Regions from separate parts of the Homo sapiens genome. Here all the other regions are linked to region 1. A link is an interaction called in ENCODE POLR2A ChIA-PET data of the cell type or tissue named here. Cell type or tissue: Panc1. All regions are shown on one strand. Each heading gives the region's core, and the rest is flanking DNA. Links, peaks and the distances in the headings are about the cores only.

Region 1 (10,730 bases), core at 3,271-7,270:
ACACAGCTTGTGATCAGATGCTTAGGGCTCCACATTAGGTACAGACAACCAGAGGCTACCAGACATCCAGAGAAAGTCTCTATATGAAAGAGCGGTAACAAGAAAGAACCCCAGAAAAAAAGAGAAGCAATGCAGGGAACAAAAATCTACTTTATAAAAGAGCTAAAAAAAAAAAAAAAAAAAAAAAGCCTTTACTATTCTCAGGGAGTCAGCAGAAGAAACAACATTCATAATACCAGGGCTAGATGCTGTAAAGACAGTAACAACAAACAGATGAAAATGATCAAAGAGTGAGCTGGGGAGAGAAGAGGAGACACACACACAGCTTTCTTTCTTTTGAGACAGAGTTTTGCTCTGTCACCCAGGCTGGAGTGCAGTGGCGCGATCTCGGCTCACTGCAACCTCTGCCTCCCGGGTTCAAGAGATTTTCCTGCCTCAGCCTCCTGAGTAGCTGGGATTACAGGTGCGCGCCACCACGCCCAGCTAATTTTTTTGGATTTTTAGTAGAGGCAGGGTTTCACCATGTTGACCAGGCTGGTCTCAAACTCCTGACCTCAAGTGACACTTCTGCCTTAGCCTCCCCAAGTGCTGAGATTACAGGCATGAGTCACCGTGCCCGGCCCACACACACATTTTTAACAGAAAGAATGGAAGATGAAGTTAAAAATATCTCCCAGAAAGTAAAAACATAGAGATAGAAGATAGATTTTGAGGCTCTTTTCAAGCACTCCAGTCTCTGCTTAAGGATTCCAGAATGAAGATTTTTAAGTTAAAAAAGAGACAATTTTCCAGAACTGAAAGACAAAAACCTCTATATTAAAAGGGTCCAATGAGCACCAAGAACAATGAATGAAGACTAACCCTTGGCACCTCAATGGCTAATTTCTAAAAACCAAGGATAAACTTCCAGAAAGAAAAAAAATATTACATACTTAAGCTACTTACATGGTTATACTCCAGTCTTTGACATTCCCAATATCTGAAAACCTTTCATGATCCAAGTTTGAGCTTCCCATTCTTTAACTAACTTCTTCTACCTTCCTGCTCACTCAATCTAGTACTCTAATAACTGTTGGAACTTACCAGGATCTGTAATTCACTGACCCCACACCTTCATAGGGTCAGTCTTCCTCCTCAAGTTCTTAGTTCCTAATTATATCACTAATTTCATTGTGATGTTGTTGTATAACAATGCTCCTGGGGTGTTGTATAACAATGCTCCTTTGTCCTTTCACTATACTAATGTGACAAAACCCCAATCTCTGCAAATGCCATGCCTGCAGCTGGGCAACTGAATGTGGCTGGAGAGTAGCACAACGCCATGCTGACTCTTCCCACTTTAAATCCTTGGTCACCAACCTCAGGGAAGCCTTAAGGCTGCCTGGCAATTCTATTACATTTCTCTAGTCCATTCACTCTCCTGCTTATCTGGCAATTATTTTAACCTCCTCACATCTCTAATACATCTCCTCATCGTAGCAGATCAGTTTGCTTTCCATTTTACTGAAAAAACAGTTTGCACTCAGAAAATTTCTACAAGCTCCTACTACCATAAGGATCCCCTCACCTGCACTGATGCCGGCACCCTCTGCTTTCCTCCTATTTCTTTACTTTATTTTCTTTCTTTATTTTTTGAGACAGAGTTTTGCTCTTGTTGCCCAGGCTGGACTGCAGTGGTGCGATCTCGGCTCACCACAACCTCTGCCTCCTGGGTTCAAGCAATTCGCCTGCCTCAGCTTCCTGAGTAGCTGGGATTACAGGGGCACGCCACCATGCCCAGATAATTTTTTGTATTTTTAGTAGAGATGAGGTTTCACCATGTTGGCCAGGCTGGTCTCGAACTCCTGATATCAGGTGATCCACTCGCTTCGGCCTCCCGAAGTGCAGGGATTACAGGCGTGATCCACCACGCCTGGCTTGCTTTCCTCCTATTTCTATGGAAGAACTGTCCATGTTATCCAAAGACCAATGCCTCCACCATCCCCTCACCTATTCCAAAATCTCTTCGACAGCACCAATTTCCTCCTTTTTATGAGATTATCCCCATTAGTAGAGAAATATGTTGATATTTTGTCCATCTTCTAAAAAATACCTTGGCCTAATGTCTCCCTGTAGCTACCATCCCACTTATCTGTGCCTAGAAAGAGCTACCTTGCTGTCTCTAATTTATACTCACCGATTCTCTCTTGAGCTAATACATTATATTATATGTGTGAGTACTGCAAAATATTTGAAAGATAAGCTAGAACATTTTGGCCAATTAGCAGTAACACATAAAACCTAAGAGTTTATAGAAAAAGAAACAACTATTAATTTTAGACAAAGCTTTACAATTATATAAGAAAATAAATGATCATAGCCAAAGCTCAACAATACTTACACAGTCGTAATTTAAGTAAATAAGCCAAATATATCACTGCAATAGAAAAGCTAGGGAAAGAAATGTAGATATGGAAGTGGGAAGTGGAAGTCAATGATGTTTAAAATGATAAATTTGGAGAAAGCTATTGGAGTAACAGAAGAAAGAGCTTAAAAAAGTTGGGGCCTTTGAGTAATAATGCTGAGGAAAAAGAGGGATAAGAAAAGAAACTTCTGATTGTCATTAGAACTTTTTAGTATATTTGACTTGTTAAGCTATGTGCATGCATTACTTTAGGAAAATAATTTTTAAACAATAAATAACTCCAATAAAGTACAAATGACTGAAACAAGTGAGTTCTGTAGTTCGTGTGAGGGGAAAGGTCTCTGGGAGGCTATGAAAATTAGTGGGGGGAAAATAATGAACTTGAAAGAAAACTGTGGTGTAAAACAGGCAATATTTCACACCAAAATAACCATAAGCTATGAAAAGTTGGTCAAAAGCAAGACAGCAGATGCAACTAACATCCCCAGATTCATAGTAAATATGGGATAGATGCTTCCAGGACAATATGGATAATGGGTAGCATTTTCATTTAAGAGCTAAATCAGATGAATTTCACAACTGGTACATGTATTTTAAAAATATATAAAATGAGCATTTTGATATCCATTTCTGATTGGTTCATGGTCATCCTGTGGGAAGTCTCATCTAAACTGAACTTACACCATAACTAGGCTATTTAAAGGCTTGATTTAAAATGGTCTTCAGAGTGTACATATTAATGTATCTTGTTTATAATTCTTATTCCAACATGTTTGTTAAATTAAAACAACTTTCTTCCAACGAACATATAGTTTTTCATGAGTATCTTTTTTTTTTTTTTTTTTTTTTTTTGAGACAAGGTCTTACTCTGTTGCCAGGCTGGAGTGTACTGGCATGATCTTGGCTCACTGCAACCTCCGCCTCCCGGGTTCAAGTGATTCTCCTGCCTCAGCCTCCCGAGTAGCTGGGACTACAGGCGCACACCACCATCCCCGGCTATTTTTTGTATTTTTAGTAGAGATGGGATTTTGCCATGTTGGCCAGGCTGGTCCCAAACTCCTGACCTCAGGTCTCGATCTCTTGACCTTGTGATCTGCCCACCTTGGCCTCCTAAAGTGCTGGAATTACAGGCATGAGCCACCATGCCCGGCCTTCGTGAGTATCTTTTATGTTCACGACATCCTTGTGACTTAAATGCATGATATAGATTGTCCCTACTCCCTTCTTTCAGAAAATTCTTTTCACGATATAATTCTACATCTCTGTTCTTACCCCAAGGATAGCAGTTAAAACTCTCAACATAATACACAATAAGCCTTTAACTTATACTGACTCAGAACAAATTAAGTCCCCAAATCATCAATGCCACTCTTCCCACAACCCTCTGGGTTTTCTTCAGAGGTTTTAGTTCTTCAATAGGCAAGATACATCACGTTCCCATCACAGGGCAAGAGAACGCTGACAAAAATAAAGATCTTAGCTGAGAAAAGTACTAAGTAGCTGGGTGTGGTGGCTCATGCCTGTAATCCCAGCACCTGGGGAGGCCAAGGCGGGCGGATCATCTGAGGTCGGGAGTTCAAGACCAGCCTGACCAACATGGAGAAACTCTGTCTTTACTAAAAATACAAAATTAGCTGGGCATGGTGGCACATGCCTGTAATCCCAGCTACTAGGGAGGCTGAGGCAGGGGAATCGCTTGAACCTGGGAGGTGGAGGTTGCGGTGAGCTGAGATTGAGCCATTGCACTCCAGCCTGGGCAACAAGAGCAAAAGTCCATCTTTAAAAAAAAAAAAAAAGAAAGAAAAGAAAAGTACTAAGTAATAAAAATACACCAATTCACAGACCAGACCAGAGGCTTTAGGTTTCTTTCTACTAGGAATATTATACTGTTATATAAAATCAGTTTTCTAGTTAACAATTCACTTAATTCTTTACCACACGATCCAGTAATGTCACTCCTAGAGAAATTAAAACTTATGTTCACAGAAAAACCTGTACAGGAGTTCTATTCATAATTGCCAAACACTGGAAACTATTCAAATGTCCTTCAGTGGGGGAGCTAATACCAACTGTAGCACAGCCATACAACAGAATACTTCTCAGCAACAAAAAGGAACAAACTGTCAATATATGCAACAGCCTGAATCAATCTCAAAGACATGATGCTGAGTGAGAAGAAGCCAGTTTCAAAAGGTTACATACCATATGATCCCATTTTATTTGACATTCTCAAAAAAAGACAACTGACCAGGCGTGGTGGCTCACGCCTGTAATCTCAGCACTTTGGGAGGCCGAGGCAGGCGGACTGCTTAAGCTCAGGAGTTCAAGACCAGCCTGGGCAATATGGTGAAACTCCATCTCTACCAAAAATAAAATAAAATAAAATAAATAAATAAAATAAAATAAAATAAAATAAGCCAGGTGCGGTACTGTGTGCTTGTGGTCCCAGCTACTGGGGAGGCTGAAGTGGGAGGTTGCTTGAGTCCAAAAGGTGGAGCTTGCAGTGAGCCGAGATCGCGCTGCACTCCAGCCTGGGCGACAGAGCCAGACTCTGTCTCAAAAAAAAAAAAAAAGCATGCTATTAAAAAACAATATAAACTTAATTTTCGACATTCCAAATGAGAGATCAAAAGTTTCCCAAATGCAAGAAGTTATATGATTATTGCCTTCTTGAGGAAAAAAAAGTTCCATTTACATTAGCAACAAAAATTATAAAATAGCTTGAAATGAATTTAACAAGCATTATATAAAACATAGATGAAAAAAGTTACAAAACCTGAAAACAAATTTGAGACACATGCACATTCCTGAATAGAAACATTTGGCATTAGCCGGATGTGGTGGCTTACACTGGTAATCCCAGCACTTTGGGAGGCCGAGGCGGGTGGATCACCTGAGGTTGGGAGTTTGAGACCAGTCTGACCAACATGGAGAAACCCGTCTCTACTAAAAATACAAAAATTAGCCGGGCATGGTGGTGCATGCCTGTAATCCCAGCTACTCGGGAGGCTGAGGTGGGAGAATTGCTTGAACCCAGGAGGCGGAGGTTGTGGTGAGCTGAGATCACGCCACTGCACTCTAGCCTGGGCAACAAGAGCGAAATTCCGTCTCAAAAAAAAAAAAGAAAGAAAAAAAAGAAAGAAAGACTTGGCATCATTAAAATATCAATTTCCTCCCAAACTATTAATAATTTATAAAACCAACTAAACCCTCTTTTCTGGTTAGCGTGGCATGAGAACCCATAAGCAGCAAAGTCTCTCACGACACCCTGGATGAGGCGGTGCAGGAAGTCCTGCACGGGAACCAGTGAAAGTGCCCCAAGTTCCTGAAGATGGTGGAGTTGCAGATCAGCTTGAAGAACTATGACCCCCAGAAGGACAAGCGCTTCTCGGGCACCGTCAGGCTTAAGTCCACTCCCTGTCCCAAGTGTGGGTCCTGGGGGAACAGCAGCACTGTGACGAGACCAAGGCCACGGATATCCCCCCAAGTGGACACTGAGGTGCCAAAAAAACTCAAGAATAAGAATCTGGTCAAGAAGCTGGCCAAGAAGTATGATGCATTTTTGGCTTCAGAGTCTCTGATAAAGCAAATCCCACGAATCCTCGGCATAGGCCTAACAAAGGCAGTAAAGTTCCCTTCCCTGCTCACACACGATGAAAACACGGTGGCCAAAGTGGATGAGGCGAAGTCCACAATCAAGTTTCATATGAACATGTTATGTTTGGCTGTGGCTGTTGGCCACGTGAAGATGACAGACGATGAGCTTGTGCATAACATTCACCTGGCTGTTAACTTCTTGGTGTCACTGCTCGAGAAAAAACTGGCAGAATGTCCGGGCCTTATATATCAAGAGCACCACGGGCAAGCCCCAGCGCCTATATTAAGGCATATTTGAAAAGATTCTACTGCTACTAGTAAAAAAAACAAAAAACAAAAAACCAACTAATCCCATGAAAACTAATCTAATCAAAATTTCATGCTCTGTTTTTAGAAAATGGCAACTTAATTCTAAAATTCATGTGGAAGAGTAAATGACCAAAAAAAAAAAAAAGCTATGAAAATTTTGAAAAATAAGAGTCATTGGCCGGGCGTGGTGGCTCACACCTGTAATCCCAGCACTTTAGGAGGCTGAGGTGGGCAGTTCATGGGTTCAAGAGATCGAGACCATCCTGGCCAACATGATGAAATCCCCTCTCTACTAAAAATACAAAAATTAGCTGGGCGTGGTGGCACACACCTGTAATCCCACTTACTCAGGAGGCTGAGGCAGGCGAATTGCTTAAACCCGGGAGGTGGAGGTTGCAGTTAGCCGAGATCCCGCCACTGCACTCCAGCCTAGCGACAGAGCGAGACTCCATCTCACCAAAAAAAGAGAGAGAGAAAAAAAAAAGAATCATCAGGAGGGGAACTTGACCTAAAACATACAATCCACAGCTGCAGTAATAAAAACACCACAGTATGGGTATAGGACTAAATAAACAGACTGGAGAAATAACAGGACACATATGAGAATTTATTATGTGTTAACGCAGGTATCTTCAATTGTTGGGAGAGAACTGATGGTTCTGGGACAATTGTAATCCAAGTGGAAAAAAAAAGTCAGATCCCTACACCTAATACTAATCTTCCCAAATACATACCACATGAATTAAACGTTAAAATGTGAGCCATAGGAGGAGTATTAGAAGAAAATACAAAACTGGTTTTTTGTTTGTTTGTTTGTTTTTTCGAGACGGAGTCTCACTCTGTCACCCAGGCTGCAGTGCAGTGATGCAGTCTCAGCTCACTGCAAGCTCCGTCTCCCGGGTTCATGCCATTCTCCCGCCTTAGCCTCCTGAACAGCTGGGGCTACAGGCGCCCGCCACCATGCCCAGCTAATTTTTTGTATTTTTAGTAGAGACAGGGTTTCACCGTGTTATCCAGGATGGTCTCGATCTCCTGACCTCGTGATCCACCCACCTCGGCCTCCCAAAGTGCTGGGATTACAGGCGTGAGCCACTGCACCCGGCCTATAGAACTGTTTTTTAAGTCACGGGACAAATCTTCAAGAAGACATGAAACCCAAATGTAATAAAGAAAAAGATTAAATGATTTTGCCACATAAATACTTAAAAACTTCCCTAAAACAAGAAAGACATCATAAACAGTTAAAAGGAGTAATCTAGGGAAAGATATTCATAACCTACATTAACAGACACATCAGACAGATGACTGAAACATAAAGGGTTTAAATCACTAAGATTAAAAAAAAAGAAAAATGAATAAAGGATATAAACAGGAAACTTGTTTTATTTTTATTTATTTTAGAGAGTGTCCTCTGTTGCCCCGGCTGGAGTACAGCGGTACAATCATAGCACAATGCAGTCTTGTACTCCTGGGCTCAAGTGATCCTCCTTGCCTTGGCCTCCCAAAGCACTATGAATACAGGCATGAGCTACTGCGGGTGGCCAGGGAACTTGCCTCAAAAAGAAATTATGAATGACAAAAATATATAAAAAGATCATAAATCTAAGTAGTGAAAAGGGAAAAAGCAACTTCTGGTTTTCTCTACACCCTTTTTTTGTCCATACGTGCTATGGTTTGAATGAATGTCCCCTCCCAAACTCATGGTGAAACGTAATTGCTGTTGCAGCAGTACTAAGGCATGGGGCCCTGGAGAGGCAATCAGATTGCAAGGGCTCTGCCCTCTTTTCTTCCTTTCTCCTCCTCTTCCCTTCCTTCCCCACTCTTTGCCCTTCCATCACGCCCTTCATGTATCAAGAAGGCCCTGGCCAGATGCAGCCCCTGGATCTTGGACTTCCCAGCCTCCACAATTGTAAGAAATAAATTTCTTATCTTTATAAATTACCTAGTCCCTGGTATTGTGTTACAGCAGCAAAAACAGATTGAGACCTTCAGATAGACAAAAATTATCTACAGTGTAGAAGCATGTACGAAAATGAACACTCTATTCCATTTTGGTAGAATAATAAAGTAGGTACATCACTTTTTATTCAAAACCAATTTAGTAGTATCTATTACAATGTCAAATAGTCATCCACTTTCACCCAGGACTTCCATTTCTAGGAATTATCCTACAGAAACACTTAACAAGGACACGCAATGCTAAAGAATGTCCACTGCAGATCTGTTTGTAACAACAAAAATTTAGAAACAACCCTAATGCCCACTGATAGGAAATAAACTATGGTACCACCATAGCCAGGAAGACTATGCTGCCTTTAGACTAATATGTCAGATCTATGAGTACTAAGACCCAGACATGGTCAAGGTACATTACTAAGTAAAAAAACTGTCATCATGTTCCATGAGTCCCTTTCTGTTAAAATTTTTTAAAAGTTAATGTCTATATAAAAAACTCTGGGAATATACACCAAACTGCTGAAAGTGATTGTCTTTGAAGAGACAAATTTCAAGGAACTTACTTTCTACATAATGAATTTCTATATTTCTATAATGTTTACATTTTATATGTCATATCTACAATAGGCAAAAAAAACCCCACAAGAGTAAAATGATTTTGTTCAAAGTTTTTCCTTTTTTTTTTTTTTTTTTTTTTTTTTTTTTACTTTAAGTTCTGGGATACATGTGCAGAACGTGCAGGTTAAACAGGTATACATGTGCCATGGTGGTTTGCTGCGCCCATCGACCCATCAGCTACATTAGGTGTTTCTCCTAATGCTATCCCTCCCCTTGCCCCTCACCCCGACAGGCCCTGGTGTGTGATGTTCCCCTCCCTGTGTCCATGTGTTCTCATTGTTCAACTCCACTTACGAGTGAGAACTTGTTCAAAGTTTTAAAAAAACTGAGAAACTGAGAAAGTTTTTAAATTAAACCACTCTGCTAGTCATATTCAAGCATTTCTAGAGAAAGAACCTACTAGAAGTAAACACCACAGGCCAGACTCTAGATAATGTAAATCAGGTAAGGTAAATGGAAGAGGTTCGTCTGTCTCAACGCTCTCTTGGCCCACCATCTCTGCCCACATGAGGAAGCTGGCAAGTAGCCACCTGGAACTGGTGGGAACTAAGAAACTCAGAGGTCTCACCGTTCCTTATCTCAAGAAAGCTTTAATCAAGGACAACAAGGACAGCTCCGCCCACACAAGCTGTTTACAGATTCCAAAAGCAGTCTATAAGGCAGCTCAGCAACAAGGAGTCTTAACTAAAAATCCACAAGAATTTTATCACTAAAATTAATGAATTGTCAAAAGGCAAATTTCTGGCAACAGTCTTTTAAAATTCCAGTTAGCACAGTCCAGTGCTTCCCAACCTTTTCCAAGTCTCCGCACACACAGGAAATGAAAATATTTACAGGGCACATTGCTGCAAACAGAGGATGCATGCTGACAGATGACAGACCCAGGGCTCATGCTCTTGCAGCCCCAGGCCTGGTGGGCTGCAGGCATGAATGCTACGCCATATGTGTCACAGTCTTGGCACATCTATCAGAAGGGTCTCGCACAGGGAGAGCATTTGTTTTAAAAGCTTCCTTCAAAAGTATTACTACATTCAGGCCAGGCATGGTGGCTCACGCCTGTAATCCCAGCACTCTGGGAGGCTGAGGTGGGTGGATCACCTGACATCAGGAGTTCGAGACCAGCCTGGCCAACATGGTGAAACCCCCTCTCTACTAAAAATACAAAAAATTCGCTGGGTGCGGTGGCGTGTGCCTGTAATCCCAGCTACTCGGGAGGCTAAGGCAGGAGAATCGCTTGAACCCAGGAGGCGGGAGGTTGCAGTGAGCTGAGATCACGCCACTGCACTCCAGCCTGGGCAACAGTGAGACTCTGTTGCCAACACCACCTCCCCCCCGCCAAAAAACAGTATTATTGCATTCATTTAGCAAATATTTATTAAGTACCTAACAGGTTCCAAGCACTGTGTTAAGTTCTGTCATCTTCCCCTACAGACTGGAGACAGCCTACAAACTAGAGAAGGAGACAGACAAACGAGCAATTCCAATACAATGTAAATTGTGCCATATAAGGGGAGTATCGGGATTTTTATGGAATCCCATGCCTGGGGAAAGGGGATTTGTCAATGATTACTTCTCAGAAATGTTCCCTAAACAGAAGAGTAAAGAGTATTTCAGGTACAGGGAAAAGCAGGCGCAAAGACCTAAATGCAAGAAACTACATCAAAGGTTGGGCACGCTGGCTTACACCTGCAATCCCAGCATTTTGGGAGGTTGAGGCGGGCAGATCACCAGGTCAAGAGATTGAGACCATCCTGGCCAACATGGTGAAACCCCATCTCTACTAAAAATACAAAAATTAGCCGGGCATGGTGGCGCACGCCTATAGTCCCAGCTACTCAGGAGGCTG
Region 2 (10,730 bases), core at 2,815-6,814, 140 kb before region 1:
AGGCCCAGGTGACCAGGTCACTGTGCTCTTGTTGAGACAGCCTAGGAAGTATGTGTGTGATGGGGGTGGGGGCCTCATGCTCTGCTCCCTCAGGAGGATGCCTGGGTCTCAAATAAGAATTGACTTTATTTTTAGAAAGAAGAACCTCTGAGACAGTTCTTGAAAGATCCACTCTCCAGAGGAGAGTTGTGATAGTGTGCTATGAAACCGTCTTCACTGCTTTGTGACGGAGGTGTGGGAGTCTTTCTGTCTATTCGGCCCTTCCCGGCTGTGTGAGGTGTTCTGACTCCGGCCTCCGGCCCTCTCCCAGCCCTAAGTCTAGTGAAGCCCGTGTGCTTGGACTGCAGACGTGCCTGGCTCACTTCGGGCAGTTGTTTGTCTATTTTAAGTCCGCTATGTGACAGCAATAAGTTTTCCTATTTTTAGCCCTTTCCTATTGTATTTTTTGTTTTGTTTTTTGTTTTTTGTTTTTTTGGGGGGAGCGTTTTGTTTGTTTGTTTGTTTGAGGCGGAGTCTCTCTCTGTCACCCAGGCTGGAGTGCAGTGGCGCGATCTCGGCTCACTGCAAGCTCCGCCTCCCGGGTTCACGCCATTCTCCTGCCTCAGCCTCCCGAGTAGCTGGGACTACAGGCGCCCGCCACCATGCCCGGCTAATTTTTTGTATTTTTAGTAGAGACGGGGTTTCACTGTGGTCTTGATCTCCTGACCTCGTGATCCACCTGCCTCAGCTTCCCAAAGTGCTGGGATTACAGGCGTGAGCCACCGCGCCCGGCCTTCCATTGTATTTTTGTTGTCTTCTCTGCCTGCTTTTATCTTCCAGGTGATCCAAACAGGGGCAGCCTTTGCAAGCCTTGCAAACGCATGATAGGCCCAGAGCCAAGAACAACGATGTGTATAGGTTGAAGAGAAACACTCTGGGGGAAATGTGAGCTTTTGAATAAATCCTTGGCCACACGTGAGGATTCTTATCACTTATACTGGCAACAGCATTAACCAGGCTCCTAGTGTATCCTCGTGTTGCGCTGAGGATTGAAGAATCCATCATGCCACCAGTGGCCATGGAGAAATTCCAGTTTAGTCAGAGAAGGGATGAGGGGAGTCAGCTGCGCCTGGTCTGTCTCAGGTGTGAATGTCTGGTGTCAGGTCAGGTGTCAAGTGCAAGCCGGAAAAAGACCAGTGGCTTAGGGAGGGGTCTCACTGGCCCTTCAAGGCTGGTTAGAAGTAGGACAGGAGACGGTGGGTGTGGCACCGGGAATCATGGCACTTTGGGAGGCTAAGGTGAGAGGACTGCTTGAGCCCAGGAGTTCAAGACCAGCCTGGGCAACACAGACCCCATCTCTACAAAAAAATCAATATAATTTTTTTTTTTTAAAGAAGAAACCCTGGAGTGGGCTGAGCTGGAACGAGGTGGCAGGGGCTGAGGGGCAGTGCCCTGGCAAGCTTGGCTCTTGATTCTGGGTACAAGCTGAGCCCTAATTGAAGGCCTCTTATATGCAGGTCTGGGGTCGCCCCTGCTGGTCAGGACATGTCTGAGGGCATCTTACAAAATGTTTTGGGTTCTTTTGTTTTTTTATTGAAACAGGGTCTTAATATGTTGCCCAGGCTGGTCTCGAACTCCTGGGCTCAAGCGATCCTCCTGCCTCAGCCTCCCAAAGTGCTGGGATGACAGACATGAGCTACTGCACTTGGCCTTGCTTTTCCATTTTGTGTAGTTATCATTGCACAGATTTTGGGGTGGGGGTGGGGGTCACCAGGCAGCCTTAGGACTCTGTGTCCCTAGTTCTAGGTCTCTTCAGCTTGTGCCCTTTTTTTATGCCAGTCACCAGCAGGCTATTTCAGGCTATTTCACCTATTTGCCCTCTTGGTCTTTCTAAAAGCACGGCTCTGCTCATATGGCTTTTCTGAATGAAAACCTTCAGTGGCCTCCACTATTTCACCCAGCCACGTCCCTGCGAGGCCCTGAGTGGTGTGGTCCAGGCTGCCCCAGCAGCCCCATCTCCACTGCCCAGCCATCTGTGCAAAATGTTCTATGTACATTTTAAGCTCTCAGCACCCCTTGAGGCAGGTTTTTCATACTATCTGTTTCATAGGTGATTCTGAGATTCAGGTGGTCCCTTGCCCAGGGAACTGCCCAGAGTCACTTGGCAAAGGAGGGAAGGACAATTTGGTTACAGTTCATGAGTCATGGACTTACCTGGAGAGTTGAAGAAATGGCTGGTGCTTGGGGCCCACCCCAGCGATTCTGGTTTCATCGGGATAGGGTACAGTCTGGACATCAGGATTTCTGAAAGCTCCCACCTCAGGGAATGCTGGCCAAGTGGCTAAAAGCAGGCTGGGGCCCAGACTGCTAGGTTCACATCTCAGCTGTGCCACTTTCTCTCTCTTTTTTTTTTTCTGTCGCCCAAGCTGGAGTGCAATGGCACAATCTCGGCTCACTGCAACCTCTGCCTCTTGGGTTCAAGCAATTCTCCTGCCTCGGCCTCCCAAGTAGCTGGCACTACAGGCGTGCGCCACCACGCCCAGCTGATTTTTCTATTTTTAGTGGAGACACGGTTTCACCATGTTGCCAGGAGGGTCTCCATCTCTTGACCTCGTTATCTGCCCACCTCAGCCTCCCAAAGTGCCAGGATTACAGGTGTGAGCCACCGTGACCGGCGAGCTGTGCCACTTTCAAAGCTGAGCCCTTGAGCTTCAGTTTCTTCTGAAAGGTGGGCAGTACTTAGCACTTAGGTTTAAAGGATTCAGCTGGTTAATGTGAAACATTCAGCTCCAGTATTATGTCTCAAAGTCACTGTGTCAGTGAACCGGCATCCCTCATCGTGGAAAGACTGTCTTAAACGAGTGCTTTATTCTGTCCGTACGTCTTCCACTTGTGAATTACAACTGCAAAAATGTATCTTTCTATAGTAAGGTTGAAGTGAAGTGAAGCTATTTCCCCGCTTCGGATTCTTTGGTCTTTCCGGAGCTGCCAGGGGTCTGTGACCCCATTTGGTAAGGACTCAGTGCCGCACACTGCCTCTCCATCTCTGGTCCCCGCTGCGGTCACAGCGAATGGTAGGTTTTCAGTGTGTGTTAGAACCCTTTCAGTCTCGAGCCGTTTCCCTGTGGCTGCATTTTCAGATGAATGTTGCCAGTTCCCCACCTTCTGTCTCCATCTCACACTGGTGTCTGCCCCACCTCAGTCCTCTGTGGGTGTTGGGACATGGAGCTGGGTGGTTCTGAGTGCTGAGCGGAGAGTAAGGTCATCAGATGACTTTGCTGTTCATGGCCCTGGGTTCTGGTGCTCTCATCCGAAGCCCTCCCTGCCCATCCCTTGGGCCGTGGAGCGTTTCTTCTGTTCCTGTACCCTATTAATAGCTCTCCTAACACAGTGGCTCACCTGTCTCTCCCATGCCAGGCCACAGTGCCTTTCAAGGCAAGATCTGTCTCTTCATCCATGCAGCCTCAGGTCCTGGCAGTAATGGGCACTCACATGCCTTTTGGATGAGCTGTTCTTTGGAAATAGTGTCCTTAGCTCCTGGCATGTAATAGGCATTCGGCGAATACTTGCTGAATAAATGAGTGGAAAAATCTCAGATCTTCAGACAGCTTCAGAGAGTGTTTAAAATCCTTCTGCTTATCGGATCCAAAGGACCTTCTCTCTGCTGCACCTTCCACCGGGGCTCTGGGGTGGCCAATCAGGATCTCTCACCTGAGGCCACCTCATCCCCCTGAGAGCCCGGGTGGAATCAAAAGTGCCTCCTACTCGGTCCCTGGGGCAGGAGGGCCAGCAGGCCAGAGCGGGTCACACCCTGCTGTAGAGAAGCAAGGCCTCTCCAATTCCAGAGCCCTTGGCTGGCCACCCAGCCACAGAGGCCAGGCAGGCTGGAGCCTCTGAAGATGAGGGGTGGGGATGTTGGCTTCTGTCTCTGAAATTCGTCTGCTCGTGCTTGTGATGCCGAAATGAGCAGTTAGCTCTGTGATTCCTGAGCCTGGGCCGACCTCCATGTCCTCGGTGCTGTTGGAAAGGACCAGGGAGGGGCAGTGTCAGGGCCACCGCGTGCCTAGTGTGCCCTTCAGACCGATTTGACATGAAGAGGAATCTTCCTGGCTGCTGGGTGAGGTACTTGAAGGAAACCCACTAACCCATGGGGTGAGGAGGACTGAGGGAGGGTAGCTGAGCCTTGGGGTGGAGTCTCCATTTAACTAGCATCTGCCGAGTACCTGTGAGGTGCTGGGGGCAAAGGCGTGGACCTGGGGCAAGGGCCCCTGCAGAGGTCACGTGGCTTTCTGAGGGATCCATCGCAAGAAGCATTGGCCGGATGTGATGGGGTGGTTGAGAAGCCCAGGGAGGCTTCCTGGCGGAGGTGGGAGGTTAGCTGGTCACGGACAAGAAGTGGAACGTGACAGGAAGTGCAGGAGTTCGTCTCTTCCCAGGCAAGACCGTAGTGGTGAACACACTGTTCCAGTCGGCGGGCTGGGAGCTTCATCAGAGTGAGAGTGCTGGCAGCCACCACTGCTGCTGGAGCCGGGAGGGCCAGGCAGGGCCAGCCAAGCTGGACCACGAGCTGCTGCGGCAGGGCTGGGGCCTGAGAGTCCTCCGAGGGACAGGAGGCAGGTCCGCTCTCCACAGGGTGAGGGAGAGAAGGGGACCTGAGAGCGTCGGGGTAGGGCCTAGGAGCTGCACTTCAGCCATGAGGAGGGGCAGCCGTGGATGGTTTTTAGCCTGGGGAGTGACGGGCCATGCTTCCCTTTGGGACGGCCCCAGCAGGACAGTGCCTCGCCAGTCCACATGAGCCAGCGGCCGCTGTGCCATGCCTGCTCTTCCAGGCCGCCTCCACCCCCACAGCCGCGCCCCTGACTCTCGTCCCTTGTGGACATCGGCCCTTCCGACAGCTTGTGTGTGCCCCGTGATGCCCCCCCCCCATCCCCACCTAGCACTGTTCCAGGTGGGCGGGCATCCACTCAGCCTCTCCCTGGTGCTCACCCAACTCCCTCCCAGACAGAAATGAGACCAGCCGAGACACTCTGTGGGAGGCTGTCCATGAGCCCCAGAGCCCCAGGAGGGCCCTCCAGGCTGGTCCCACCAGCCCAGGGTGCAGCACCGCCTGGGGTGAGGTGGCGGCTGCAGGTGGCTGGCAGTTCAGATACTGGAGCTCCCAGTGGGAGGGATGGCTAGCCACTCACCCAGAACCTTCCCGGAATGGGGGAGGAGAGAGCCCACTTGTGGCAGCATCAACAGGATTTTGAGAACACAGTTCTGGAGCTGAAGGCCTGCAGCGAGCCTGGTGCAGGATGAGGCGTCAGACCTGGGCCCCTCCCAGGCCGCTGGGTTCCAGTGCTCCCGACAGGCCCTCTGTGCCCAACAAGCCTCACCCTGGTCATGAGGGGCCCAGGGCAGGTTTTCTTTTCAGGCTGAGAACTGGGCCTCTGGGCCTGGTGAGGGGCAGTGGCCCAGTGGTGGCCACCTCCCAAGGCTCCTCTGTGGAGTAGGACACCCCTGCCAGGAAGGGCCGGTGTCCCAGCCCAGCCCTGGGGTGGGGAGCAGAGCCTCTCCCTAGGAGCCTGGGCTTCAAGCCTTCTCTCCCCACCCAGCCAGCCTGGTGGGGGAAGGAACCACCTCGGATTTGATTGAGGAAGACGTTTTTTTTTCTTTTTCTTTCTTTATTTAAAGGGCTTTCCAGTAAAAATCGGAAAACCTGCTAGTCAAATTCTAGAAGAGCTGTGACACTGGAAAAGACATTTTTGTAGCTAAGTTCATGAACAAATTCACACGCTCCACACTGCCGCCTTCTCGGCCTCCCTTTCCCCAGCCGATCTCCATCACCTGCCCCTGCCCTCAAAGCACCGAGTCCCCCAGGGCCTGTGCCTCAGGGCAGCTGCCAGGACTGCCAGTCCCCACCAGGGGCTGTCTCCCTCCCTGGGGGACACGCTCAGAGCTGCACTGGCTGGGGAGGCTCTGGGCGGAAGGGTGGAGAGACAAAGAGGTCTTTGTGTCCCTCTGGCTGGATGGGAGGACAGACAGGTCAGCCAAGGCTGTGTGACTGGTGAGGCCCACCCAAGGTCCCAGACTCCTGCCACCACCTACCTGGGGCCCTGACATGTGCAAGACATCTCTGTGTGCCTCAGTTTCCCGGCTGCGAGGTGGGGTCAGGCCACGCACCAGCCTGCCTCCCCACCTGGCTTCCCGCCCGGCGTCACCAGCCCTCACAGCTTCATGTTCCTGCGGTTTACCACTTTGGTGTCTTTCCTGGCCCCTTCCCCACGGGCACGTGAACTCGCCGCATCCCCAGTGCTTTCACAGACTGGTGAGGGCTGGGAAGGGCAGACCCACAGAGGGCCATAGCCGTGTGGGGTGGGGCACCCAGGACTGCTGCGTGGACCAGGAGGGAGGAAGAAGACCAGAAGCCGTGTCCTGGCAGCTCGGAGGCCCTGCGCCTGCAGAGGCCGCTGCGGGGCAAGGTCAGGCGGGGCCGGGATCTGGCTCTGGCCTAGGTGAGGGGTGGCCAGGTGAGCAGAAGGAGCTCCCCAGGGCCGCCTCTGTCACCTCATTTTCCTGCCAGGCCTGGGGCAGGGAGGGTGCCCAGCAAGCATCTGCAGGCTGACAGAAGGGCATGGTGCCCGAGGCTCAGTGTGGCTGGGAGCCAGGACAGAGCCATCTTCCCGCCTCTGGGTCCCAGGCCAGCCCTTCCCAGGTTGGGCAGGCTGGGCCTAGAGAGGCACCAGGGCTCTGCTCACAGGGACAGAAATGGATGCGGAGGGCCAGCCGGGTTCCTTGAGGTCCCTCTCCCTTCTGCTGTCTCTGGGTGTACCAGTCACCCAGAGAGGGTGAGAGTGGAACGGCCGCTGTCTGGTGCTGGGTCACGGGCAGAAACAGCCTCATGGCCAGGCCACCTGATGGCCATTCCCACAGGAAGGACTGGCTTCTGTGCTGTGTCCCAGCTCTGGCATGACCAAGCCATCCTCTGACCACCAGCAGCCACGCCTGGCTTCAGAGAAGCCAGAGAGCCCAGTGGGCCACGTGGACCCCAGCGGGCACCACGTGCCAGATGTCAGCTGCAGTCAGTCTCCAACCACAGTGCCTGCGCTCTGCCCCACCCTGCCTCATCGTCCTCAGAGGGCTTAGCACGATGCCAGGGGCCCCGCCACCTGAGACCCTGAAGACGCCAAACTTGTTCCGTTCCTGCTTGTATCCCCAGTACCTAGAGCAGCACCTGGCTCAACACGCTGACACCTGTGGGTGCACTCTGCAGGTGGCGTGGGCCCCGGGGGCAGCAGGAGCAGAGCCCAGGGGGACGGTTTTGCCTCCTGAGTCGGGGAACATGCTGCAAAGCTCTGTGGGCACCTGTCTTGTGGGGCACGGGGGGTCAGCAGGAACCGGCACCCTCAGGCGTGGCTGGGTGTACATGAGCTCTGTGCGTGTGCCACCAGGATCACCCATGTTGGGGGAGTCAGGGCCCCGCTGGGTGTACCCTTTACCTGGAGCCTGGCACAGAGGCAGGGCCTTCGGGTGGAGGGGCATGCCCTTGCTGATGGCCAGAGATGAAAGTGAGACCCAGAAAGAGATCAGGAAACTGGGATGTTCAGATTCTCCCGGGGGCCCCTCCAACTCTGCTCCTCGGGCGCAGCCGGCATTTCTCTGCACGTGGGGATGTAAAGGAAAATGAAGACTTTTCAAAAGCAGAGCCCAGAGCCAGGGCCGGGCACACTGGAGGCCCTGGAAGAACTTCAGGCAGCGGGTAGGGGACAGCGCCAGGACTGCCAGGGCTTCCTGGGCCCCACAAGCCAAGGGAGGTTTGGAGGCTTTGCTGAGTGCCCCTGGGGGCAGCAGTGGGGTTGGGGGAGGGGGGTGGGAAAGGATTTGGGGGCAGTGAGGACGGCACCAGGGGATGCGGGCACCCAGGGTTCTGGCCTGGCTGGCAGGAGGAGGGGTGAGCCATGGGGGCGGGGTCACAGAAGCATGGGCAGCAGAACCCACTGGGCCTCGCCGATAGCTGCTTATTAAAGGTGCTGGGGTACAAAAATTAGCTGGGCGTGGTGGCGGGCGCCTGTAGTCCCAGCTGCTCGGGAGGCTGAAGCATGAGAATTGCTTGAACTCAGGAGGCAGAGGTTGCAGTGAGCCGAGATCGTGCCACTGCACTCCAGCCCGGGCGACAGAGCAAGACTATCACACGCAAAAAATAAAAAATGGAAAAAAAAAATTAAAAAACGTGCTGGGGATGTCAGGGTGCAGGCGTGGGGCAGCGAGGCGCCCAGCTGCCTTCTTGAGCTGTGGTCTGGTCTGGGCATTGCCTGCAGATGGCCACAGCAGGCCCAGGGTGCTCTTGGCAGCCTGGGGCTCCTGGGCGTGTGTGCCCCTTCCTCTTGCATCCTGGTTTCATCTCCCCGGAAAGGGCATCTTCCAGCCCTTAATCCTGACCCAGCCCCTGAAAGGAAAAGCAGGCATCCCAGCACCAATGTGGCTATGCAGGTGGTCCTGTGGAGCAGGCCATGGGGGCCTGGGGAAGAGTGTGCAGGCTGGACGGCTGGAGCAAGGACCCCCAGGTTGGAGCCTGGCAGGCAGGTGAGAGTCTGCAGGGCCAGATCCCACAGAGCCTTGGGGCAGCGGGCCCCTACAGGGGCAGGACTGCATCCTGGAGATCAGTGGCTCCCACAGAGAGCACAGCACCAGTCCCAGGCTTCCCCTGGGTTGGGTTCTCTTTGGGGAGCCCCCCAAGGCCTGCCCCACAGCAGCCCACCAAGTCTGGCCCAGTGACTGCCATGGACCCCACACCGGCAGTAGGTCTGTGCCAGGGCAGACCCGATAGCCCGCCCCAGGGGGTGCCTCTAGCTGAACGTGCGAGGCCTGTCCCTGCTGCAGTGGGGACCATGGCTGGCCTGTTCCCTCAACCAGTCCCAGTGCACATGGGCCCCACACAGCTCAGCATCCGCACTGGCCAGGCTGGGTGGAGGGAGGACTCCAGACAGACCCTGCTACCTGCCGCCCTCCACACAGCCCCTGGCCTGCAGGGTGGCTCACCTGCACAGCACGTGGCTCCCTGACCTTGGAGGTCCCCCAAACGCCACGCACCTGCCCCTCCAGGCCCCCACTTGCCTGCTTGGTTCTCCCATGTCTGGTCACCAGGTGGCGCCCAAGGCCAGGTTTTGCCGAGCCCAGAACACCAGAAGTGGTCCTGCCTGGGCCACGCCAGGTGCACCTGCCCTGGCCAATGGTGGACAGGTGGCCATGGCATCGCCTGAGCTGCGCTTCTGTTCTGGGGGTGGATGGCGCTTGCGCGGGGCATCCAGTGACCACCTGCTACCATCATGGGTTGGTACGGATCCCCAGCAGATCTGGCAGTCTCTAACCTACGCCCCCCAACCCCCCTAACTCTGCCACAGGCAGCCTGCCCTGCCTGCCGGTGTGGGTCTGTCATCAGGATGGTGGTGGCTCACAGCCGGCTGGCAGGGGCTTGTCCTTCCCCGTGGCAGGGCCTGTGGGCAAGGCCTGTGCCATCAGCCCTGCGTCTCTGCACAGGTGGCCCTTCCTTGGACCCTGGCCCGGCCCTCCTGGGTAATTTGTGCTCCTCTTCCACACCCCAAGCCAAATGCCACTTCCGGCAAGAAGGCTTTGGTGACCTCCCCGACCACGTCCGTGGGTGCTGACCCCATCCCTGGCCAATGGGGTCACCATACTTCACAGTGGCGTTGGCAGCAGCCAGGACAGCTCAAGTGGCCGTGCAGCAGGCGGGGGTCACTGCTGTGAACAGCCGCCCCCGGAGCCGCCTCCACACCACACAGGGCAGCTGGCGGGCGGGGTGTGGGGCTGTGGCACTGGCTGCCTTGTGCTTCGCTGGTCCCAGTGGGGGCTCTGGGTGTGGTGATGGAGAATCAGTGCCTGCCCTCCAGCCTCGCTTCTTGGTGGCGGAGACCTCTGCCCACAGCGAGCCTTGGCGCATGTCGCTGCAGCTGCAGGAACAAGCCAGGCCCCCGCGCCCTGGCCTTTATGCCCCCGAGTTCTCCCTGTCTTGCCCTTTCTCCTTCATTGCCCTAAAAGACCTCGGTGCCAGCAGACACACCTGCCACAGGGTCACTGAGGCAGCTGCCTCTGTGAAGCCCCCTCTCCCTCAGGAAGCTGTTTGGGGCCTCTCGGTACCCACTCCTGCCCTGCCCCAAACCCAGCCCTGCCTTCTGAGAGCACCTCTGGGTACCTCTCATACAGCGCCGCGCTCAGGAGGGCTTCGGGGGGACTCAGCGGCTTTGTGACGAGGGCCCTGCCTGTCAGCCTCAGCTCCAGCCTGTCCCAGGGGCCTCAGATTCTAAGAGGCAGCAGCGTTTACCCCAAAGGACAGATGTGCTCCTGAGGAAGCCACAGCCTCTGCGGCAGTGCCAAGAGCCATGGGCCTCCTGTTGGTAAAGGGACCGCCGGGTCCCTGTCCACCGGCCCCTCAGGAGCCGGTGGCGGCACGCGTGGGGCAAGGACCTCGGCCAGCTCTGTGCCATTGGGCTGGAGGCTGAGGCATGGGTCAGAGGGCCCAGCTGTGGTCTTCAGAGAGGGCCTGGGTGTTCCCTGCATTCCCACCCTGCAGCCTATAGCCCGTCACCTCTCCAGGACGCCAAGTGCAAGGAAGCCGTCCCGCCCCTTGGTGGGGTCGTCATCAGCAGGTTTCAGGGCAGCCAGGGAACCCGGGGCCATCTGTCTCCCCGGACACCCAGGTTCTCCACCCTGTGACATCAGCTGACAACAGGAGCCAGGCTGGGCCACCCAAGGCC
Region 3 (4,000 bases), core at 1-4,000, 120 kb before region 1:
GGCCACCACCGCTCCCGCAGCCACAGCTCACTCTGCACTGTGTGCCCAGATCTGGGTCTGGCTCCTGGGAGCCCCGAAGGGCAGGCCTGGGCGTCCTGAATGGGCAGGGGCTGGCACGTGGGAGGCACTCAACCCATGCATACTGATGACAGCGCCCACCCTCTGTGGCTGGTGAGGACAGGGCGCGAGGCCCGGCAGTTGCTCACTCCCTCCTGAGGGCATCAGGAGCCAGGCCCCTCTCTGGGGACCCTCTCGCTCAAGGCCCCTCCAGGCTGGCGTGCGAGCCCAACAGCCCCGGGGCTGTGGGGGCACTGAGTCCAGTGCCCACCCTGCTTAGAGCAGCTTTGGAAATGGCACTTGCCAGCCCAGAGGCTGGAAGTGCACCCTCTCCACCCACTGCTTCTGGGGCACCTCCCACCCCCCTGCATGACTTGCCCACCCTTCTCCAATGTCCACCTGCACAGGTGTCTCCTTTTCTGAGGAACCTTCCAGGACTCTGCCTGAAAACTCTCTGCCCTCTAGGGTCATGCACTGGGGAACCACTTATGGCCAGGATTCCGGAGTTGCAGCTCTGTGCCTCAGTTTCCCTACCTGTGCAGTGGACTGTTGGGGGACTCGGGTCCCCTGGCAGCCCACGTATCCTCCATCTTCTGGCCCAGAGGTGGTGGGTGGAGAGAGCAAAGCCGCAATGGAGGCAGAGAAGAGGGAGTGGAGGGGACAGCCCCAGACCTAGGCTGCAGGGGTGAGGGCCTCTTGGGCCCTCAGGGGCAACCCTGCCTCATCACATGCTACTAGACAGGGTGTGCCCCCACCGGCCTGCTGCCCTCCACCCACCCAGAAACCCTGCCCTGGTCCCCACCCGTGAAGCCCAGGTTGGGCCCAGGCCTCTGGGGCTCTTGGGTGAGGGGCTGGGCCCTGAGGCAGGCATGGGTGGGGCAGAGTGAGGCCCAGGAGCAGCTGACACCCCGGGGCTTCCTGAGGGAGGGGTACTCTAATCTCGGCTCTAGGGCAGTTCCCAGGACTAGGACCCTCCAAGCAGCTGAGTCAGAGCCAGGGTCTGGGACCTTCCAGGGCTTGGGCAGCTGGGAGTCATGTGCCACTGTCTCAGTGCAGGACAGCAGGGTGAGCGGGGAGGAATTGCCAGGGAAAATCTGAGGGCCACAGGCGAGTACACACTGGGCCAGGCAGGGAGTTTCTGGTGAATCCGTGCCCCATGATGAGCCCGTGCTGCTGACTCGCGCTGACCATCCGGGCCTGCTCATCGGTCACTCACGGCCATGGGCCCAGCTCTACCTCTGAAAGTCAGGCTCCCCATCACAGAACTGGGGCGCTGCTTGCCTTCTGCTCCTCTGCTATGGGGACTCCTTCGGGACATGGTGTGCAGGACTCTCCCGCCTGGGCATTAGATGTCTGGGGAAGCATGCTGAGAAAAGGACATTTGAAGGGGTCTTGAAGGACATACAGGAGTTTAATGCTGGCTCCAGGCCACGTGAGGATCCAAGCTGAGGGAGTGGGGTGAGGCCCAGCTGGGTCTAGAGGGCCATACGGTGGGGGTGGATGCCTGGAGGCTCAAGGTCATCATGGGGGCCTGTGTGCAGGGCAGAGCAGCAGGGCCGAGGGGATTGACACAGCAACTCTGTCCCATGTGACAACTAAGGGTGGGCTGGGACCTCCCGCTCTCCATGTGCGGACCCTGGTGACTCACCCAGGGCTGCCACCAGGGCAACCAGCCCCGGCTGGAAAATGGGCACAACCTGGACCCTACGGTGCCTGAGGCCTATGTGTCCTATAAACCATGGAGCTGCGCCTCAAAGAAACACCTCCCGGTGTCCACCCATCAGACACCATGCAGGCCTTTGCTGTGGCCAGGAGGGGCAGGGCAGGCTTGGGGGAACTGAGATCTCAGGGGTGTGCGTCACCCAGTTCATGACACCCCAGGGACAGCCTGACCCCAAAGCTCCTGGCATTAGGGTCACCCACTTCCATGTTGAACCTGACTGGGGGCCCCTCCTCTGTGCCCCAGGTGAGTAACAAGGTTAGAAGGGAAGCTGGGTCCTGGAAGGAGAGGACAAGCCCTCGGAGCAGGGCTGAGCAACTCTCAGGGACACAGGCCTCCCGGACCACATTAGCCACAGCCCCCGGTGACCCACAGTGTGACACTTCGCAGGGACCAGGCGGCCTGGAGTGGACCCTTCCTTCAGGGGCGCATACAAGTAACCCAGGCAGCCACACTGAATTCCAGCCCAGGACTGTGGAAGAAGGCCCAGCACTCCTGGACCACCCCAACCCCAGGAAGGAGTGGCCTTTTCTGCAGCCAGATGGGGGTGGCCACACATTTGCCCCTTTGTCCTGGAGACTGGAGCGCCTATCATGCCAAACCAGGACAGGGAGGAGCAGGGACCAGGGGCAGAGCGCAGGTAGGGCTGGCCTAGACAGCAGCTGGGGGTGGCCTTGGCTGCTAGGGATCACTCAGAACAGAGGGGGACGGTACGTTTATTGCTCATCACTCACACTTGGGGCCAGGCCCCTGCTAGCATAGCACTCAAGGCCCCCAGCACAGGGGAAACAGAGGCTCCCAACAGCCACTGGCTGCCTGGGCAGAAACCCAGGCCCCCTAGGCACCAGCGGCAGCTCCAAGGGCCCCATGGCTGACACAGGCACTGCTCCTTCCTTGAGGCTGTCAGACACCAGGGCGGGCGAGGAGAGCCCCCAGCCTGGGCGTCCTGCCCTCTGTCCCCACTTTGGGAAATGCCCCTAAGCTTAGCCTTTAAGAGGTGATCACATAGGCACTGTCCCTGGGTGGTGTCCTGAATGCACCTCCCCTACCCCACACCGTTGTCACTGTGGAGGGACCTCCTCCATGCCCTTGGCTTCTGTGAGGGGTAGGGGTACCCACATAGTTCCGGGACTCACAGGCTGGCATTCACACCCCAGCCCCGACACACTTGCCTGGTTGCCTGCGGCAGACAACCCACTCTGCCGCTCCTCTCCGCAGCGCTGCCTGGCCTCAGCGAGTGCAGCCCATGTCAGGGGCTCTGGCTGGGTGGGGGATGCCCCGCCTCTTGGACATGAGTGGACGAAGGCCTGGGCTGAGCTCAGTGCTGTGACATCAGCCAGGAGGCCAGAGAGCAGGGTCACCTCCCTGGTTCCTGGGCTGGCCTGGTCTCCTAGCGCTGGGGAGAGCAGGGCAGGGATTCTGGGTCAGCTCACCCCAGCTTCTGGCCAAGGCTGGAGCCTCGGCCCGGGGACTGGAGAAGCACGAGATGGTCTCAGGCCCCGTGGGGCAGCCAGGGCCGTGGGGGCCCAGGGGTCAGACGCAGCGTGGTCTCAGGGTCAATGCCCCCCTCCCTCCTCCACCCCCTTCCTGCTTAGGCCCACCTGGGAGGGGGTCAGACTCCCCCACCTGCACCCTTTGGCTTCAACACCCAGGGGAGCCTGTGGCAGTGGATACTTCATATTGGCAACAAACAGCAGCTGGGATGGGCCACAGGGCTGGACAGGAATGGCTGAGGCCCAGCCCCAGCACTGCTCCTCCATCACAGCCGCCCTTCCTGCTGTCCCACTCTGGCCACCCAGGAGGCCCCCAAGCCCCACCCCACCGTCTGTGTCTGGCAGGCATCGCTGACCATATAAGGTGCCTCTGGCCTCCCTGCCCAGCCCTTCAGTGCTCCCAGCTCCCTGGTGCCCTGGGAGGCGGCCCCCTAGCCTGGGGTCTTGGTGGCGAAGGTCAGGTAGCCGGTGTGGCCCACGGCCTCCTTCATGGGCGTGCCGCTGCGGAAGGGGCTGGTGTCGGAGCCGGCAGGGCCATCTGTGCCTGTGCCCAGGTCGGGCGGTGGCAGGCTGACAGTGCGCACGTTGTAGACCTGTGGCAGCACCTCCAGGGTGCTCAGCTCTGAGAAGCCGCGCGCTGCCAGCGCCTGGCATGTGCGTTGCACCTGCTCGATGCACGGTGAGAAGGAGCAGAAGCGCCCGCCTGTGGGAAACAGGACCCGAGGGTCAG

What was found. Peaks named below come from ENCODE experiments on the same cell type or tissue, not always from the same donor. Only the 100,000 strongest peaks of a DNase experiment are listed, where the experiment ranks them.
Region 2: POLR2A ChIA-PET joins it to region 1 with 9 read pairs; 3 of 35 experiments call an interaction of 5 or more read pairs at or near these places.
Region 3: POLR2A ChIA-PET joins it to region 1 with 5 read pairs; 6 of 35 experiments call an interaction of 5 or more read pairs at or near these places.

The regions. Positions count from the first base shown.
Region 1 is chr14:103,407,677-103,418,406 of GRCh38, reverse strand. All of the region lies in intron 2 of MARK3 (microtubule affinity regulating kinase 3), which reads right to left. It also overlaps the pseudogene RPL10AP1. Among named protein-coding and RNA genes, the nearest start is that of MARK3, 28 kb to the right of the region's middle. In Panc1, for the core only: no CTCF peak of the experiment used is centred there; no DNase peak of the experiment used is centred there.
Region 2 is chr14:103,545,326-103,556,055 of GRCh38, reverse strand. LOC124903392 (a long non-coding RNA gene) reads left to right here and starts at 2,575. Exons shown (of 2, transcript XR_007064357.1): 1 at 2,575-4,101; 2 at 4,416-10,730. It also overlaps the pseudogene RNU7-160P. RefSeq lists an enhancer at 8,792-8,841 and a silencer at 9,082-9,131. In Panc1, for the core only: no CTCF peak of the experiment used is centred there; no DNase peak of the experiment used is centred there; H3K27ac peaks cover 1,816 bases.
Region 3 is chr14:103,534,523-103,538,522 of GRCh38, reverse strand. TRMT61A (tRNA methyltransferase 61A) reads right to left here. Exons shown (of 4, transcript NM_152307.3): 4 at 1,450-3,973. The coding sequence ends at 3,702. Among named protein-coding and RNA genes, the nearest start is that of TRMT61A, 7.3 kb to the right of the region's middle. In Panc1, for the core only: no CTCF peak of the experiment used is centred there; no DNase peak of the experiment used is centred there; H3K27ac peaks cover 1,031 bases.